Regions from separate parts of the Homo sapiens genome. Here region 1 is linked to region 2. A link is an interaction called in ENCODE POLR2A ChIA-PET data of the cell type or tissue named here. Cell type or tissue: OCI-LY7. All regions are shown on one strand. Links, peaks and the distances in the headings refer to the core of each region. The heading gives the core; the rest is flanking DNA. Region 1 overlaps ELMO1 (engulfment and cell motility 1). Region 2 overlaps ELMO1 (engulfment and cell motility 1).

Evidence for each region. ChIA-PET counts read pairs that join two places held together with the same protein. Peaks named below come from ENCODE experiments on the same cell type or tissue, not always from the same donor. Only the 100,000 strongest peaks of a DNase experiment are listed, where the experiment ranks them.
Region 1: POLR2A ChIA-PET joins it to region 2 with 9 read pairs; 3 of 35 experiments call an interaction of 5 or more read pairs at or near these places.

Annotation. Positions count from the first base shown.
Region 1 is chr7:36,958,196-36,967,845 of GRCh38, forward strand. The region is part of intron 16 of ELMO1 (engulfment and cell motility 1); the gene reads right to left. Among named protein-coding and RNA genes, the nearest start is that of ELMO1-AS1, 35 kb to the right of the region's middle. In OCI-LY7, for the core only: no CTCF peak of the experiment used is centred there; no DNase peak of the experiment used is centred there.
Region 2 is chr7:37,014,115-37,023,764 of GRCh38, forward strand. All of the region lies in intron 15 of ELMO1 (engulfment and cell motility 1), which reads right to left. Among named protein-coding and RNA genes, the nearest start is that of ELMO1-AS1, 21 kb to the left of the region's middle. In OCI-LY7, for the core only: a CTCF peak has its summit at 3,828; no DNase peak of the experiment used is centred there; H3K27ac peaks cover 443 bases.

The DNA of each region.
Region 1 (9,650 bases), core at 2,328-7,327, 56 kb before region 2:
CCCCAGTACCTCTTCTCTCTATCATATTTGCTTAGCAAAACCAACCTAGCTTAAATCCTATTCTCTGCCTCCTCCACCCACCTGAACAGCCGAACAGGCTGGAGAAAAGCATACAATGGTGCTGTCTGGTCTCATTTAAATTTATGACCTTAACTAACAAGAGAGTTCTTAGTTCTGTTTGAAATCTGACTGTATTTTTCTAGCTGATTCACTCCTCAGACAACTATGTACAGCTTCTCCTCTATTCACAAACCTCCAGAGTCCTTCCCTCCCTCCTCATTTTTCATCAGATAACTTAGATCCTCATTTCACTAAGAAACTAAAAGCAATCATAAGATAACTTCTGTAATCAGACGGTGAATCATAGCTGAATCTGCTCTCACTGGGGACACCAGTGACCTCCATGAGGTCAAATCTGATCACTTGCCATCTTCATTTTACAATAGAACTTGAAACAGCTGATAATGGCCTCTTCCTAAGGAGCATTTCTTCTCGTGGCACTACAAAACGCCACACTTGTTGTTTGCATACTTCTTGCCTCCTAGCATCACCTCCTCAGTCTCCCTTGCTAGGTTTTTTTCATCTTCTTGACTAGATTGGAATGCCTTGAGTTTGGCCCTTGGACCCCTTCCCTGTCTCCACTCACTCCCTAGGTGATCTGATCTAGTATCAATTATGTGTGAACAACTACAAATTATGTCTCTAGTCCCAACCTCTGCCTTGAACTCAGATGCATCTATTCCACTGCTTTCTCTATATCTGCACTTGGGTGTCTATCCGGGCATCTCACAGCCAACAGTTCCAAGCTCAACTCTTTCTTCCACTTGCTTGCCTGAATCTACGTTCCCCATCTCTATGAGTGGTGCCATCAAAACCTAAAGTCATACTTGACTTCATCAGTCTCTCCCACCACACTGCCCATCTGTCATATCCAGTTAGTGCATCCTGTCAGCTCTACCTTTCAAATAAATTCAGAGCATGCCCACTCCTTGTCATCTCTAACCCCTCCACCTTAGTCTACGCCACATCTGCCCTTGCCAGATCTGCAGCAGGGGCCTCCTCATCTGCCTCATGTCCCCTCATTCCCCTACAGTCTCAGTGGTCTTTTAAAATCTGGCAGATCATGTCACTCCGGTGCTCAAAACTCTCCAGTGGTTCCCTGCCTCACTCAAAATAAAAGCCAAAGTCCTGACCACAGTTTTCAAGCCCCTGAAAAATCTGGCCCCTGGCTAATGTTGAGGCTCATAAAATAATACCCCAAAGTATGGCTCTTTGACATCTGCGTACTTTGAACTAAAGAAGCAGCCTCAGAAACCAGGTCTCTTTTGCCCTCTCCTGTCTCCATTTCTCACCCCTCTGCCTCTTCCTAAGTGAGGGGAGGGGCTTTCCCTGAAGTTCCCTTGTCTGACTGAGGGAATTTCCTCCAGAAGCAATGCAATTGTCTTGAGCTCCCTCTCTATAATCTCTTTTCAAAAAGTTTCTCTAATTTTTTATTTTTTGAGACGGAGTCTCACTCACTCTGTCACCCAGGCTGGAGTGCAGTGGCGTGATCTCGGCTCACTGCAACCTCTGCCTCCCAGGTTCAAGTGATTCTCCTGCCTCAGCCTCCCGAGTAGCTGGGATTACAGGCACGTGTGACCATGCCTGCCTAATTTTTGCATTTTCAGTAGAGATAGGGTTTCACCATTTTGGCCAGGCTGGTCTTGAACTCCTGACCTCAAATGATCTGTCCACCTTGGCCTCCCAAAGCATATAATCTCATCAAACAAGGAAGATTAACTCCCAGGAAAGACCAGAGTTGACATTCACACCCGGCCTACAGGAACTTTGTCTCAGTCTATTGTCTGTTCCTCCTGTCCATTGGTCTCCCCTAAAAACCATTTACTTTTCCTCTAAATGTGCCTACAGCCCCCAGTTCCCTCTTTCAAATGAAGAAGGGTACATGCATTTCTAAATCTCATTGAGTTATTGGGTACTCACTTTCCTGTGAGTACTGTGTGCCCCCACACAGGTAATAACTTTATTTGCCTTTTCTCCAGTTAATTGGTCTACTGTCAGTTGATGACAGCAGACTCAGTTATGGAAACTTCAGAGGGCGGAGAGGAAATTCCCTTTGCTCTAAGACTAGCTCTCTGAGACCACTCACAGGCCTCTCCTTGTTCACTGCCCTCCAGGCACAATGACCAACTGGCTTCTTAAAATTTTATTTTATTTTATTTTTTGCCTTGCTTTTTAAATAAACACACCAAGCTTGCTGTCCACCTCAAGCCCTTTAAAGCCTGTTCTCTGTTTCTGAAATGCTCTTCCCCCAGCTGTAGTTCTGTAGCTCTCTCTTCACAGCTCAAGGGTTACCTCCTTGGAGAAACAACCTTCAGCAAGCATGACTGAAGAAGCAGCCCCCCATCCCCCCCACTCACTCACCCCTTAAACCTTCTTTATTTTTTTTCTATGACACTTCTATGACCAGACAACATTATCCACCCATCTATCTATACTGTTAATACTTACATCTTATATTTTAAGAAATAACCATTCAACAAACTGAAAATAGTACTGTAAAAAGGCAGCTTGGAGATCCCTTGAATTAGATAAGACTTTGATGAAGATCAGTGTTACGTAAATGACACACCTAGTCAAACCAAACCAATCCACTGGGCCCTATGCAAACCAGACACCGCCTCCTCCAGCATCCCAACATAAGCAACCACTTTTCTGCCGCACTTGGGGTTTCTCTTTGTTCAAATCCCCCTTCCCTCTGTCTCTGTACGGGGGAGCTATTTTCTTCTTCCTTCTTTCTTGCCTAACAAACTCTCGGCTCCTTAAAACCATCCCACGTGTGTCTGTGTAGTTTTATCTAAACTGGCGCAAGACCAAGCACCCTGCAGTTCCTCCAGTCATTGATGCCATATCAATAGCACAATACTTTGAAAACTCAGACAGGCTAGGAAAAAGTATTTTCCACTACTATAAGCTTCCTCTAGGTCAAGGATCAAATTTCTCCTTCCCATATACCTTCTCAGAGAGGCCTGTTATACAAAATTCCATTCTTCATCATGCAGGCATTAGCTCAGAAGATGTGTACCCTGGGCCTGCCATCACCCACGCACGGGGACACAGTATGAATAAGACAGAGACAGTCTTTGTGGTAATTACAAACTAGAGGAAAAAAGAGAAAGAAAAGCAACCAAAGCTGTTTTAAAAGCTAATCTCTCTATTTTTCAGAAGTGATATTAACAATATTAGTAGCCATACTAGGAGCTCACATTACATGGTATGAAAATTACAGAGTTTTAATCCATCAAACTACTTTAAGATGAGTGAAAGATAAAATAGAAAATAAAATGCTATTATTGCAATATCCTTTTCAGTTTCACAAAAGTACTTTTTCTGAAAACCTCACCATTAATTGAATGGAAACATCTAACTGCTCAAAAATCTTTTTCTTTTTCTTAATGGTTTGATATTTATGAATACCTTGCCTATAAGAAACACAAATCATTAAATAGCTTTTAAGCATTTTTTCATAAAGAACCTAAAATTTAAACATTCTACTTGAAAAAAACAGTTTAACATAGTGCTCTAATAAGATTGAAACAAAATACCCTCTTGCCCCTCTGTCCCACAGAACAGTACTTTCTACCCTGACCTTTAATGTGGCCAGGCATGTAAATAGTATTGTCCCAGAGCAAATCTTCAGTTTCAACTACCTGCTTTGCATTAGCAGAGAAGCAAAAAATCCTGACTCAGCAAGAAAAGCCTTCATACCTCAAAAATTGTGTGACTTAATTAAATTAGGCTTCCTAAATGGAAATGATCTTTTAATCTATACTTGCAAAAATGCTGCTCTTTGGTGAAATGCTCTTTAAATTATTCCTAAAATAACCACACTGTACTAGAAAATTTTTGGCTGTAGCTTAGGGAAGTTTCCAGCTCTAACTGGCCTGGTGACCTAGTGTTGGTTCCAAGCAGACCAGTATTTCCACAGTGCCCATTTTGGGGGCCCCTGAAGAGCCAAGCTGCTTGAACTGAAATCACAGGGGAAGTTTAAAGAATACTGATTCTCAGGCCTCAGCCTAGGTGACTTGATCCAGAAACAAAGGCCAGTATGTCCAGCTGAGGAGTTTGAAGTGTATCTAGAAAACAATTTGGACCGATTAAAAACTTTGAGGCAGGGGAATGCATCATGAGATTGACATGAAAATGAAGTATGGAAGATGGGTTAGCGTGGGAGCCAAACCCAAGAAGCGGAGAGCACTGAAGAAGTTCCTGTAGTGACCCTGGGTCACTACAGAAAAATACCAGGGAAAGATGAATGATGTGGGAAGAAGGTAAGCATGAGAGTCAGGGCATTTTTCAGGAGGAAGAATGTAGAGTTTGGTGACTAATTGGATGTGGTAGGTGTTGAGTAAACAGAAGGAGGTGAAAGCTCCTTCCAAGCTCTGGCTTGAGTTATGCATCTAAGGGAATTAACGGGGGTGGGGTGGGGGTGGGAAGAAAAGCACAACAAAGGAAATCTAAAATTCATGAGCTCCTTAGGTGCTTTGAAGTCCTCCTTCCTTCTGCAAAAAGGAAAGCTTAGCATTGTCTGCAGTTAGCATCAATAAACAAAGATCTTAAATAAAAGCTTTGGGTATGTGTGTGACTCAGTGAGACATAGAATCACAAATCACTGTTCTCCCCACTATTAGAAAAGTATTAAAGAAAATTGGAAAAGTATTACGGAAAATTGGAAAAGTGAGAAAATTGGAAAAGTGAGAAAAGATGTATTTTAAAGAATGTTCACGCAGTATTATTTCTAATAGCGTACAACTGAGAACAACCTATGTGTCAACTCTAGAAGACTGGTTAAATAAATCCTGATAGAGTTACACTTGAGTGTCATGTAGTAATTAGTAATGGCATCTTTGAGCTGGGCGTGGTGGCTCACGCCTGTAATCCCAGCACTTTGGGAGGCCGAGGTGGGCAGATCACGAGGTCATCGAGACCATCCTGGCCAACACAGTGAAACCCTGTCTCTACTAAAAATACAAAAATTAGCTGGGCGTGGTGCCGTGCGCCTGTACTCCTAGCTATTCAGGAGACTGAGGCAGGAGAATCACTTGAACCTGGGAGGAAGAGGTTGCAGTGAGCCGAGATTGCGCCACTGCACTCCAGCCTGGTGACAGTGCAAGACTCCATCTCAAATAAATAAATAAATAAATAAATAAAAAAATAAATAAATAAAGGCATCTTTGAACTGCATGTCTTGATGTGAAAAGAAGTGAGGAAAAGGGACCACAGAAAAGTTGGGATAGTGTGATACTCCCCTCACACAAACACAGAAAAATGTCTAAGAGATAAATACCAAAATACCTGCAGTTTTTCTTCGGGTGGATGGATTAGAGGCATTTTTCCTTTTAGGATGCCTAGTTTCTCTGATTTTCACCTGTAAGATTGAATTAGTTCTATATAAAACATATGTCTTAATAGGAACAAAAAGCACCACTGAAATTTCGTAACAGTGTTGATTTGTCACCTATATGTCTATACCCAATGTGTCTTCAGTTAGTTATGCAGAACACCTGTGTCCCAGACTCCTGAGAGAGTCAACTTTGAAGGACATCTTAAATAACCTGCCCTTCTGCCCTGCCCCTGGGTACTGTGTGTTAAGTCCTTGATTACAGAAAAGCTATAAACCTGACTGGTTACTTTAACTCTTTCCCCTCACCTGGAACTGTCCCAGAGTCATGCTTTAATGTGATATCTGAAATTGACAGAAAGCAATTAGATAACCTACCTTTAGATCCCATGAAAACTAATATTTGTATCTGCTGTCTTGTAGTACAGTTATTTGTGTAGGTTCTTTATATATCCTATTAAATTGAAAGATCCAGGAAGGCAGAATTTATGTCTGATTAAGGCTTGCACTCCCTAGAGTGCCAATAGTTTTTGTATATTTGGCATTTAATATTCATAAAGAGAATTGTTGATGAATTATTGTATATGACTCAGTGAAATACAAATATTCCTTGACTTATAATGAGATTATGTCCCAATAATCCCATCGTAAGTGGAAAATATTTTAAGTTGAAAATTCACGTAATGCTGAACATCATAGCTTAGCATAGCCTACCTTAAACATGCTCAGAACACCTACATTAGCCTACAGGTAAGCAAAATCATCTAACGTAAAGTATATTTTATAATAAAGGGTTAAGTATTTCATGTAATTTATTAAATACTATACTGAAAGTAAAAACCAGAATGGTTGTATGAGTACTCAAAGTATGGTTTCCACTGAATGTGTGTCGCTCTCACATCATCATAAAGTTGAAAATCTTAAGTGGAACCATTGTAATTTGGAAACTTAAGTCTGTACATTAGGTTTAGAATTTAGTAGTAGATGTTTCTTTCCTTAAGAATGAAGGGCCTTCCTTTTTTTAACTAATTAGAATTATGTAAGGCATTCTTTTCTTTTTTTGTTTTTTCTACTCTGGCTTTTAAAATTCTCAATCCCACTACAATACCCTACAGTTAACCTACTTCCTTCCTCCTCCACATGGTCTAGAGCTTTTATGAACCAAATGAACCTGCGCATACACAACGCATACGTGAGTTACCACAAAGCCATTTTGGAAGTCGAAGGAATACAAATATAAACAGCTTAGTCATAAGATGTTTAATAATAAACAATTAAACCAAGGTTAAAAGCAAACTTAAAATGAAAAATACTGAGTTTCCATCACAGCCTAGTACAAGTTCTCCAACTGGCCTTGCTTCCCTCTGACCTCTTGGCCACTATCACCCCCCGCATCCCCCATCCAGGATGGGCTCTGGCCATCTTCCCATTCCTTGAATACCTCTGTCTCTGGGATTTCAGGAGCTTTCCTGGCCTGAAACACTTTTTCCCAAGCACTTGATGTGGCCACTCTTCCTCAGCATCCTGGTTTCTTCCACAGGCCTTACCCAACCATCCTTTCCCCATGAGTTCTCTCCCTAAGATCCGTTTCTCCCCATTCTTAATGTATTCATGGCATCATGGCTGGGGTGGCCTGGCTGCCTCCCCCGCTGCCTCCCTGAGGACAGTCCCCTTGTCTTTCCTCCTCACTACTGCAGCCCAGTGTCTAGAAGAGGGAGGGCCTGGCTTATCATAGGCACCGAATAAATATTTGTTCCAGCAGAGAATGAATGAATAATTAAAGGCACTTTTCCCCTAGGTTATACAGAAGAAACCTTATCCTTTCTCCCAGAAGATTGTTTTCGGACTCAGCTATGGGAGAAGAGAGGGAGGCACTGGAGAAAATGGCTCAGTAAGGGGAATTGCCGAGATGCTCAACCTGGTTTCCCTCAGAGTTGCCCTTTTGTGGGTTTTATATGTAGGGTTCTACTCTGTTTATAATAAGGATTTGGCAGCTACAATAAAATGTGAAAAGCAATGATCAACATAACTGATATGCCTGCAAAAGAATCCTGTCTCTAATCAGTACTGAAAATTGAAATCAAGTTTCTATAAAAAACCTAATCCCAATCATTACATGTTGCAGTCCATAAAGAAGTGGAAAGGTACAAATGGGAAAAAAAAACCCATTCCAAACACATCATTTCCTCTGCATTACCTAGCAGATCATTAACACTGCTTGGAAGCATCACATCCGCCTGTATGATGTCATCTTAATTGGAAGCAAGCATACCTCCTCACATAAGGATATATATGTTGGATATAATGCTAACATTTTGATGTCTTGATCCCCCATCCTGCCTGTGTTCATATTTCATTTTGTCCCCTTACCAAATGCCTTCAAAGAAAAACTCTGAAGGAAAAATGAATATACTTCATTTATTTTTAAACTCTGCCAAATCATCTCAGACAGGCAATGGAAAGGAAAAGAGGAAAATGCTTGGTGTAATAGAGCCATATTTTTACTGCAGGTCCTCCATTTAATTCTGAGGACCTCTGGCTGCCTTCCTTTCAGAATGCAACCCCATTCAAGTCTTACATTATCTTGCCTACTTTCAGCCATTCATTATTGCAGAAGTCACACCACAATGGAATTCTGCCAATATGAGTTTAATGTCACTTTTATATGACCTAACTGTATACCTTGGCCGTATTCCCATTTGTGAAATGGGAATCAGACCTGAATCTATGGGTCAGCGTGAAGGTTATTTATATTTGGAATCCTTTGTGTAACACTGAATATTAAGACCACGGGTTTTTAACTGAGACTCCTAAAAACTTGGCCTGTATCTACTGCTCCCCAAATAATGCTGTTTCACGTGACAAGGTTATACTCCTTCTCGAAGCAGAAGCAGCAATGAAGAGAAAACACCAATCTACGGTTCCACAACAAAGGGCTCTTTCCTTTCTCAATCAATAATTCTGACAAATCTGTTCTCTACAACTTTACGTGTAAGTGATAAATGATTTGAGGAATGTGTTGATATTAATATGAACTGTCTTCTTTTTCCTCCATGTATGATTAGCATCAATGAATTGAATGAATGTGCCACTTGGCAGTTTTAAACAAAGAAGTGGTAAAAAGACATCACCAGAGCCTACAGAGAAATAATGAAAAAGAAACTTTGACCATAAGACAAATTGTTCTTCAGAAAGGACCAGAATAGAAACACCAGTTCAAATTAGGGCCAGTTTTATTTAAGAGATGCATTAACCATCTGGAAAACATGATAAGCAGCATGTTGATTAAATCAGCAGGCTGCTCCAAAGAGGCTGGCTCGCTGGCCACTGGAGAACAAATTTCACGTATAGGGGATGTTTAGAAATAGACATGGAGAATAAGAAAGCAACAGTGCCAAGGTATAACGTGCTTGGTTGTAATTTATACACTGACATAGCTGCAGGTAGAATAAAGTAGCAGCTAGTCTTTTCACAAGTGTTCACTGGAGGACATTATAACAAACGCCTCTGGTCTCTATTCTTTTTAGAAATGTATATTTAGTTTACAAGAGCTTCTCTCTTATCCTATTGCCTCTTCTCTAAAATATAAGAAATACATGCTCTAGGCCAATCGATTTGAAGCTTGAATGTTTTTTTTCACATTCAGTACTAAAAATTGGAATCAAGTTTCTATAAAAAACTGAATCCCAATCACTATGTATTCCATAAAAATGACAAAGGAAGGGTACAAATGGGACAAAAACCCATGCTTGAGATGCTTGTTAAAAAAGAATACCTATTTCTGGGCCACACTCCTGAGGTAGGGCCCAGTGATATGTCTTTAATTAACAAGTGCCCCAGCTAACCCAGCGTGGCATCAGTGCTCGTCCTTGGCTTTTGGGTTGGTCAGTTCAGGAGTCTGTTAAATTGCCACTAGGGGGAGTGTTGGCCAAACTTTGCACTTCTGGCAAAGGGAGGGTGCTGCTGACCACTTCCAGAAAGCAGCTCAGATTCAGGGAGAGAAAGGACAGAGAAAGGAAAGAGCAAGAGAAATCCGTGTCCCTGGATAGGTAACACCAATAGGAGTTTCTGGTAGGGATTCAGGCACCTGGTGATGAACAGCTGACATCTTAGAGATTAATGATAAAAGACCCAGTGATGGAAACACGAAATAAAAAAGAATTCAGGCTTTGGAAAGAGAATGCAACCTAGCTAATATCTTCTCCCTCCACCTCTCATTCATGCCCCTTTCAGGGAAATGGAAAGTAAACAA
Region 2 (9,650 bases), core at 2,242-7,241:
AGCTTCCTTGGGTCACACCTAGTGCTCGGAACTTTAGGTCTGGTCCCTACTCTCCTCCTCCTCCTCCTCCTCCTCAGCCCCTCCCATCATCCCATCTGTCAAGCTTACATTTTTATAGCCCTTTTGTAAGTTATACCTCATTTGATCTTTACAGTTCCTCTTACCACTCGTATCTTATGGATGAGGATACTGTGGAGCCCAAGGAACTAAGGTTTGTGACCCCCAGAACCAATACCCTAAGGTTTTTAAAAAATAAATATATATGCTGTTACATACAGTGAAAGTCTTTCTATTTTATTTGGAATCTCTTTTTTTAAAAAAAATATCACTTTAATTTCTGGGATACAAGTGCAGAACGTGCAGGTTTGTTACATAGGTATATATGTAACATGGTGGTTTGCATGAGAGCTGGATGACTTTCAGGCTTTTAAACAGCAGCACATCAACCCATCACCTACGTTTTAAGCCCCACATGCATTAGCTATTTGTCCTAATGCTCTCTATCCCCCAGTCCCCCCACTCCCCAACTGGCCCCGGTGTGTGTTGTTCCCCTCCCTGTGTCCCTGTGTTCTCATTGTTTAACTCCCACTTCTGAGTGAGAACACAAGGTGTTTCATTTGCTGTTGGAATCTCTTTTAAGGTCAATTCATCCTCAAGGCTCAGAATGGAAGGGTTTCAGGCCCTGGAAGTCCAGGACAGGATGGAGGGAGGGGTGGGAGCAGGCTTATAGCAGAGAGCTTCTGTTCTCGGGGAGAGCCCTGGTGCCTGCCATGTGGATGAGCAGCGAATCTACTTAGAATCCTATAGAGCAGGCCCCCAGTGAACAAACCCTGATCAAGCCTCATGGAAACACACTCAAGGATACACGGCTACCAAGCTATTACACACCAACCTCTTCTCTCCTCAACCTTCATGAATACAGTGAATTTCAGACTTCTTAACAGTTTAAAACAACAGCAAAGTGGTGTTTATTTGCACAGCTCACCATTTCTAAAGGGCACAACCCGATTTGAAGATATGGTAATGCTGTTTTCCTCCAGATAAAGTAAGGGCATGGGCCTGGAGCAATGCACAGTCCTGTAGGAAGAGTCCGGGGGTGGGGTGGGGGGACAGAAGATTTGGGTTCAAGTGCAGCCCAGGCCAATCCAGAGCAAGTCATTTTACCTTTCTGAGCTTCAATTTTCTTAACTAAAAAAATGGAGGGCTGGGCACAGTGGCTCACACTTGTAATCCCAGCACTTTGGGAGGCCGAGGCGGGTGGATCATCTGAGGTCAGAAGTTTGAAAGACCAGCCTGGCCAACATGCTGAAATCCTGTCTCTACTAAAAACACAAAAATTAGCTGGGCATGGTGGCATGCCGCTGTAGTCCCAGCTACTCTGGAGGCTGAGACAGGAGAATCGCTTGAATCCAGGAGCTGGAGGTTGCAGTGAACCGAGATCACACCACCGCACTCCAGCCTGGGCGACAAGAGCGAAACTCCGTCTCCCAAAAAACAGAAAAAAAGAAAAAATAGGAAATGAAGTCCCCTCTGCCTTCTCCCTTGGCTTCAAAGCAGATCAAATAAGCCAACTGAGGGCAAAGTGCTTTGGACAGGATACAAGTTAACACCGATATGGAGGGAAGTGGTGGTGATGACAATAAATATTGCACCTGCCTACTGTTTCCAGGAATGTGAGTTTTTCTGTGATTTTTCCACACTAATTCCTAGTCCAGCCTGTTCACATTTCAACAGTTAGAAGCAAAAACATATAAGTGATCCCACCCCAGCCTGTGTTACTAGCAGAGAGATGGCAAATGTGAAGTTTTGACTTGCGATACAAAGCTATTTAAGAAACTCAGAAGATCAACACTGGCAGACTGTGTGGTTTGCTGCCCTGGGCAATGAGCGGTTGGTCTCCCTTTTATAAGCACCAAAGCCAATGAAATTTACAAATCTTCAGCTGTACCTTAAAACACTATTGCCATCTAAGAATTTGTTATTAATCACATTATCACAGTATCATTTTTGGATCTAGTGTGATTATTTGTGTACTTTATGCCCTAAAGTTTTTATGTGATGAGTGGAGCTAAGAAAGCCAGAAAAAGCTGAGACTTGCAAGTCCTACTCTTGCTTGGGTAAAGAGGGAAGTGACATCATTAATAATTAACTAGATAATTCGTTGGGTACATATGGCATGCCAACAGCTCTACAAGCACTATTCTTGTAACAACCCTGGAAGGTAGGCCTTATGGACATCCTCATTTTATATATGAGAAAGGTAAAACTTGGATAAATAACACCTTCCATCATGAGCTTTTTTTAGTTGGCCCCAAATGAGCGTCTGAAACCCACAGTCAGCTGACCCAGCAGCAGGCTTCCTCCTTTAGTTGACATCAAGAGCTCATTGCATTTCTCTGTGGTTGCTGCTTTGAAAATTAATTCCTCCACCCATTCTCTTAGGTCTCCCGTACTCCTCCTTCAACATAAACCCAGATCATGACCTGCAGTCCAATGTGGATCACAGCAAGTGCGTAGCCAGTGCCTGCTGACTGAGAACACTCGGCCATGAGATAGCAGTACCAAGGCCTGCACCGCCAGCAGCCACGCACCGGGCACTGAATGATGGACTTCATAGTCACTTATTATGTCAGGCACAAAAGGAAGATATTACTAACTTCTTTTTAAGATTATAAATAGGAGATTGAGAAAGGCTCGGTGACTTCTCCAAGGTCACATGGTTTGCAAGTGGTGGTGCTAGAATTCAAGGTCGAGTTGGCTCCAAAGCGCATCATTATTCTGCTTCACTTGCTTTCCTCATTCTGTTTCTCAATTAACCCTGCCTCCAATGCACCTCCACCAACACAAATCTGAAACAATTGTTTTTCTATCCACAGAAAATATTTATGAAGTAAAACCTTACAAGAGGCACAGCTTCACCTATTAATGCTGATGTATATTTACTGTGTAAGATTCCTCTGCTTTCCTCCTACTACTTGTGGCTTACATGGAGTTAGACTGGAATACCAGGGTTACGCTCCCCTTCTGGACCTTACTCCTCCTTTCCTGGGTCTGGGCAAAGCTGCACTCTCAACCTTGCTGAGCAGCCAAGAAATCATCTACCTGGTTCCTAGCTTCTGCTGAACCAACCCTTTTTTCTTCCTCAAGATATTTTATCTTTCTCAGCTTCTCTAACGTATCAAGGTTTCCCCAGGTACTCAGGCACTAGGGAAAGGTCACATTGAATGAGTGTATTTGATTTATTTCAAAAAGCTCACCAGCTGGGTTTCATGTTAATAGAACCTGAGTTTTGTTCATGACAACAATGTGCCCAGCTAAAAAAGTACAATTTGCGCCTCCCTTGTGATTAAGAGTCGTCATATGACCCAATCCCAAATAATAGATAAGTGAAAACTGCTGGGCACTGTTCCCAGGAAAGACCTTTAAAAGGGGAAAGACTTGGTTGACTTGTGGCCTTTTGTCTCTGCCTCCCCACTTCAACTTCTTCATGTCTGGAACACAGGACTGATGACTGGAGCTCCTGCAGCCATTTTGTCAGCATAAAAATGAGGGCTATACCCTAGACAGTTAGTAGGAGCTCCTGATGACACTGTGGAGACACCACAGCAAATGGAATTGGAATTCTTTTGAATGTAATTCTTTGTACACAATTTGTTGGTATGTAATTTGTTTAAGCCATGTGAAATTACTAATATATTAAAAAAAACCCAAGCAAGCACATTGACAATAGCATAAGAAAACATGTGCTCAAGATCACTGGAGGTCAGAGAAAACACAGGAATGAGGAGGCAGGATAGAGAGTGAGACAGACTTGCATTCGAATAATTAAATGTGATGCCCCCTAGCGTGCCATAGAACTTTAGACAAATAAACCCCCCTGAACCTGTTTCCTCATCTGTGAAATATATAACTACATAAAGTCCGTAAGCATCAAGTTAGATTATGTATATAAAGTGTGCAGTAAAGTGCCTAGCACATGGCATAGAATTAGTAAACAGTGGCTATTAGTTACTATTTTTTTTTTTTTTTGAGACAGAGTTTTGCTCCTGTTGCCCAGGCTGGAGAGCAATGGCGTGATCTCAGCTCACCACAACCTCCGCCTCCTGGGTTCAAGAGATTCTCCTGCCTCAGCCTCCCAAGTAGCTGGGATTATAGGCCTGTGCCACCACACCTGGCTAATTGTGTATTTTTAGTAGAGACAGGGTTTCTCCATGCTGGTCAGGCTGGTCTTGAACTCCTGACCTCAGGTGATCTGCCCGCCTCACCCTCCCAAAGTGCTGGGATTACAGGTGTGAAACACTGTGCCTGGCCTACTTACTATTTTTAATCAAGCACATGGCATAGGCTTAGTAAATGGTAGCTATTAGTTACTATTTTTTTTTTATGAAGTCTTGTTTTGTCGCCCAGGCTGGGGTGCAAAGGTGCAATCGTGGCTCACTGCAACCTCTTCCTCCTGGGTTCCAGCGATTCTCCTGCCTCAGCCTCCCAAATAGCTGGGACTACAGGTGCACGACACCACGCCTGGCTAATTTTTGTGTTTTTAGTAGAGATGGGGTTTTGCCATGTTGGCCAGGCTGGTCTCAAACTCCTGACCGCAGGTGATCTGCCCGCCTTGATCTCGCAAAGTGCTGCGATTACAGGCATAAGCCATCAGGCACAGCTAGTTACTATTTGTAATCAAGTACATGGCATAGGCTTAGTAAACGGTGGCTATTAGTTACTATTTTTAATCATCATTCTCAGCACATTATATAGCCTCTTAAAGACTCCAACAATTCTAGGAGATGAGGAAGGAAAGAGGAATCTGGTGAATGGCCTTTAGGGTCCCATAGATAAGCGGGGGGCGGGGGTGCTTAGAGTCAACCAATCATTCTTGATGATATGTCAAAAACCTACTGAACTATTCAGACTTCAAAGCTGAAATTTCACATGAGGAGGTAACTGTGTAGGGTAATATTCTAAGAGCTTTTCCTGTCTGAACTCTCTGAATGTGTAACAACGACAAAGGTCCTATTATTATCATCCCTGTTTCACAGATGAGAAAATTGAGGAACTGTGAAGATGAGTAACTAGCAGCAACAGTGCCAGAAATCAAACCCAGCATTGTATCTCCAGCACTGGTGTTTCTGACCTCCACATGAAGGGGTTGGCCTGCCATCATTCTAAGATTCTTGAAGACTCCTCCTTTGCAGGGAGATACAGGCAAATAACAAAGTAAGAATAACTTGGTTCTTGACAGGTAACAAAAGAAACAGTGAAAAGGCTTTTGTGTATTTGGATACAAACTTCATCATTTCGCTGTGAGGATCAAATGGGAACAGTGACTAAGACAGCAAGCTCAATCCAAGTGTGGGCCAACACGGTGGCCATGTTCACCATTTATCAAGTGGAGCCTCTCCCAGGCTACACGTTTATACACGAGAGCTTGTCACCTTGCAGAGATAGCCTAAGTCTAAGAATAGAGTTCTTAGGTTTAAATAAACAAAGAAAACCAGGAAGGGTGAGGTTTATTATTGTTTTTAAAGGAAAACAATACTTACTGAGAAAAAAGAATTAGCAGACAATATTTTATAAATGAAATTTAGAGAGACACTTTCAATGGGACAAAAATAGTAAGACGTTTAAAAACGAAATTGTTTTAATCACACTATTTTTAACACAATGAGATTTTACTTTATTTTAAAAACCCAACACAATGGTTTTTTAAGTCTGGAATATTAAGATATTTTCAGGACTGAGGGTACAATTTGCTGATATCTCATTCACTTATAAGCAAGCCAGCTTTGAAAGCAGCTATAACCTGAACATACATATTTTTAAAAATAAAAATAAAATGCTGTACACTTATGTACCACTTTGCCTGTCAAAGTAGATATGTTCCTATTTTTCACTGGGTAATGTGTAGTGGGGCAGGTATTGTCACTGGCTCTCAGAAAACAAGGGTTACTGCACTGTAGCAAACAAGCAATGAAAAATGAGCGTAGGGAATGGGTCTAGAGCTGACCATAACCTTACAAAGGTCATTGCAGCTCCCTGGGCTCCAGATTTCCTACCTGCAAATGAGTTGGGCTAATGGATTTGTAAGACCCCTGCCAAGTCCAAAATTCCAGCAGTCTCCATATACATAGATGCCAGATAATACATCTTCAACTCCCCAAAGCCCATCCAAAATTGTAGAACTTAGAGAGTCTGCCTGCACTGAACTTTAGTTCCCAAACTACTATTTCCTTTATTGACAGGATGACTACACATTTAATTTAGAGTGTGAAGACATTAGAGTGGTATTTGATAGGTTTAGCAAATGTTTGATGAGCAAGGATTTATTCTTTCTTTCGTAAGAAAATCGCCAATTGTTTTTACACTTTCTCAACTTGTTAATCCTACCTAATGCAGACCATTTCATAAGGAAATTACTTGACTAATGATAGAATGATAAGACGACGGGAAAATGCATACCATTTTCGCTCTCACAGGAATTTTCTAAAGACAAATACACATTTTGAGATGCTGAAAAGCTCTGTTCCATCCTTTCTATGACCTTGGTGATGCTAAGAGAGACTCTGAACCCATTTACAAATAACAGAGATTTGGGAGCACTGGGCAAATATGAATATTTTTTACCATGACTTCATGAGCTATTGCAACTGCCTTTGGAAATGGTGCACTTTGAAAAACACACGCACTGGCCTAACACAATGGATGTTTTGTTGTAAAATTATGAATTACAGGAAAAATGGAATATATCATACACACACAAAGGCATTTAACACAGAAAACCTGTTAGAGCAGTCATTAAAATCTGCCTGGTGATCCACAGCACAGAAACTTACATTAGAACTATTTGTGGTTCTAGGGTCAGTCTGGATAATATATTTATGAATTCTCTGATGCAGATGTATATTTATTCCTTTGTATAAAAATAATCTTACCGTACTTAGAAAACTTTGAGTTTTCTATTTTTAAACCTGGTATTCCTTAACAGTTTGATTTTGGAAGGTGGTACTGCGTGGGGAGATGCTAAAAGTTCAGAACCTTTTGTAGGTGGGAGAGGTGAAAAGAGGAGAGTGGGGTCAAGAACTTGAAGTTCCTTCACTGCCTATGAGTTCAGCCTAGATAGAAGCTACCACCCCTGCTATTTCAGGACAGGGGATCAGAGGCTTTAAACCTTCGCAGCTCTTCTCAGCTCCTGAAGTCTGGTTTAATAGAACTCTGGATAGTCTTTTGTATCCTAAAAATAGTATAAAATTTATACTGAAAAATAGCATGAAATTTATTCAATGCTTCATTGTTCACCTTCCCTTGGGCCTTTTTTGAGGACATGGAGAGAGGAAAAAAAATACCGACTAGTGTTAAGGCTGAAAATCAGCCTCATAGCACCAAAAGACAGCCAATTCAGCAAAAGTAATCAGAGGCCACATCCCAGGCACACAGTTAATAAAAGAGCAGAGCTTCTGCAGTCAGGTTGGCCTGCATGCAAATGTTGACGTCACTATTTAATAGCAATGTGACCTTGATCACCTTAAAATTCCTCCAGGCCTCTATATCCCCATTAAAAAAAAAGAAAAGAAAAGAAAAAAAGAAAAACCAATGGTTTCTATCTTATCAGATTGCTGTTAAGATTAAATGTAGAGTGATTCATATGTTAACCGAGATAAAGAACTCAATACATGTCAGTCGTTACTAGTTTTAATAACAAAGTAATTATTATTGTACCTAGCTAAAATGCCAAATTTGGAAAACTTTTGGGACCAAATATAAAGACTTGTAAAATGACAGCAATGAAGACAGTGTGGTATTGGTGTATGGATGGAAAAACAGAACAATAGAACAGAATAGGGAGTCCAGAGACCCATATATACAGTCACTGGATTTATGACAAAAATGACACTGCAGTGGAAAGGAATTTCAATTGGTTGAATTGGGCCAGTTGTATATGCATCTGGAAGAAATGAATTATGACTCCCTACCTCATACCATCTGCAAAGATCAGTTCTGCGTGGATTATAGATCTCAGTGCAAAAGGAAAAACAATAAAGTTGTTTTCATGTAAGAATATATTCATGACTTTAAGGTGGGCGAAAGTTTCTTAAACAAAACAGAAATATCATTAATCATAAGAAAACTGTTTGATTCTATTATATTAAACTCAAGAACTTGTTTGTCAAAATATACAATAAAAATGGCAACTTTGGAATAGAGAAAAAACTTCAACATTATCTAATAAAGAACTGGTATCTATGATATATAACCACTCCTATAAGTCACTAAGAAAAAGACAGACAACCCAGTAGAAGAATGGGCAAAACGTAAATAGGCACTTCACAAAATAGGACATATAAGTGGCCAATGAACACATGAAAAGGAGCTAAGCTTTTTAAGTCACAGAAAAAAATATGCAGCTTTAAACAACAATGAGCTACTTTTAAACATCCACCAGAAGGGCTAAAATAAAAGATGGAAAACATGAAGTGTTGATAAGAATGTGGAACAAATGGAATCATCATCCACTGTTGATGGGAGTGTAAAATTGTTCAACCACTTTGTAAAACAGTTTAGCAGTATTTACTAAAGCTAAAATATTCTTACTTTATAATACAGCAATTCTAGCCAAAGATATAAACCCAACAGAAATGCATACATACGCATTCCAAGAGAAATGTATATGAATGTTCACAGCAGCACTATTTGTTACAGCCAAAAACTTGAAACAATCTAAATGTCCATCCAGCAGATTGGATAAATAAATTATGGTTTATTCATACAGCAGCATACTTACTACAAAGAAATTATTTTTAAAAATGCTACATACAATATGAGTGTATTCAAATAACTTTCACAATAGCATGAATGAACTGAAACAAATATAATGTGGAGCAAAAACAGCCCCACATAAAAGAGACCATAGGATATGATCCTATTTATTTAAAGCTCAAAACAGGCAAAATTCACAGATGATAATGCAAACAGGGTATTGGTTCTTTTGGAAGAGAGAAGAAACTGAGAGTGGGAAGATGGCCCAAGAGGGGGCCTCTGAGGGTTGTTTAATATCTTTTCTTAATCTAGATAGCAGTTACATGGGCAGTTGGCGGTTTGGAAATTCATTGAGTTGTGTGTGTTCTTTGGATTTGAACACCTCTATGTAAGTTACACTTTTTATGAAAAGTTAACTTAAAAAGGTAGAATATGAGCTTTCCAGGAGCAGATATCCTGTCTATCCAGTAGACAAGATAAAACTATAACATTTCATACATATGATTTCAGTGGGCTTTTCAGAATGAGTGTGTATATCCTGCCCATCACCTCTAGAAATAGGGATTGACATTTTATGTAACTAAGTTTACTGGCTGGGTAAAAAAACTACATAACTGGTTTATGCAGGCATCCTGGACCAATCACCTAACTGCTATCAGCTTCTGAAGTTGGGCAGGGGGTACCTCTCCATACCTAAACTTTAGTTTAATTTCATCTGTTGGATGGATAAACGAGTATATGCATGCATTTTGTTTTTTTTGAGATGGAGTCTTGCTCTGTCACCCAGGCTGGAGTACAGTGGCACTATCTCGGCTCACTGCAACCCCCGCATCCTGGATTCAAGTGCTGGGATTACATGTGCGTGCCACCAAGCCTGGCTAATTTTTGTATTTTTTTTA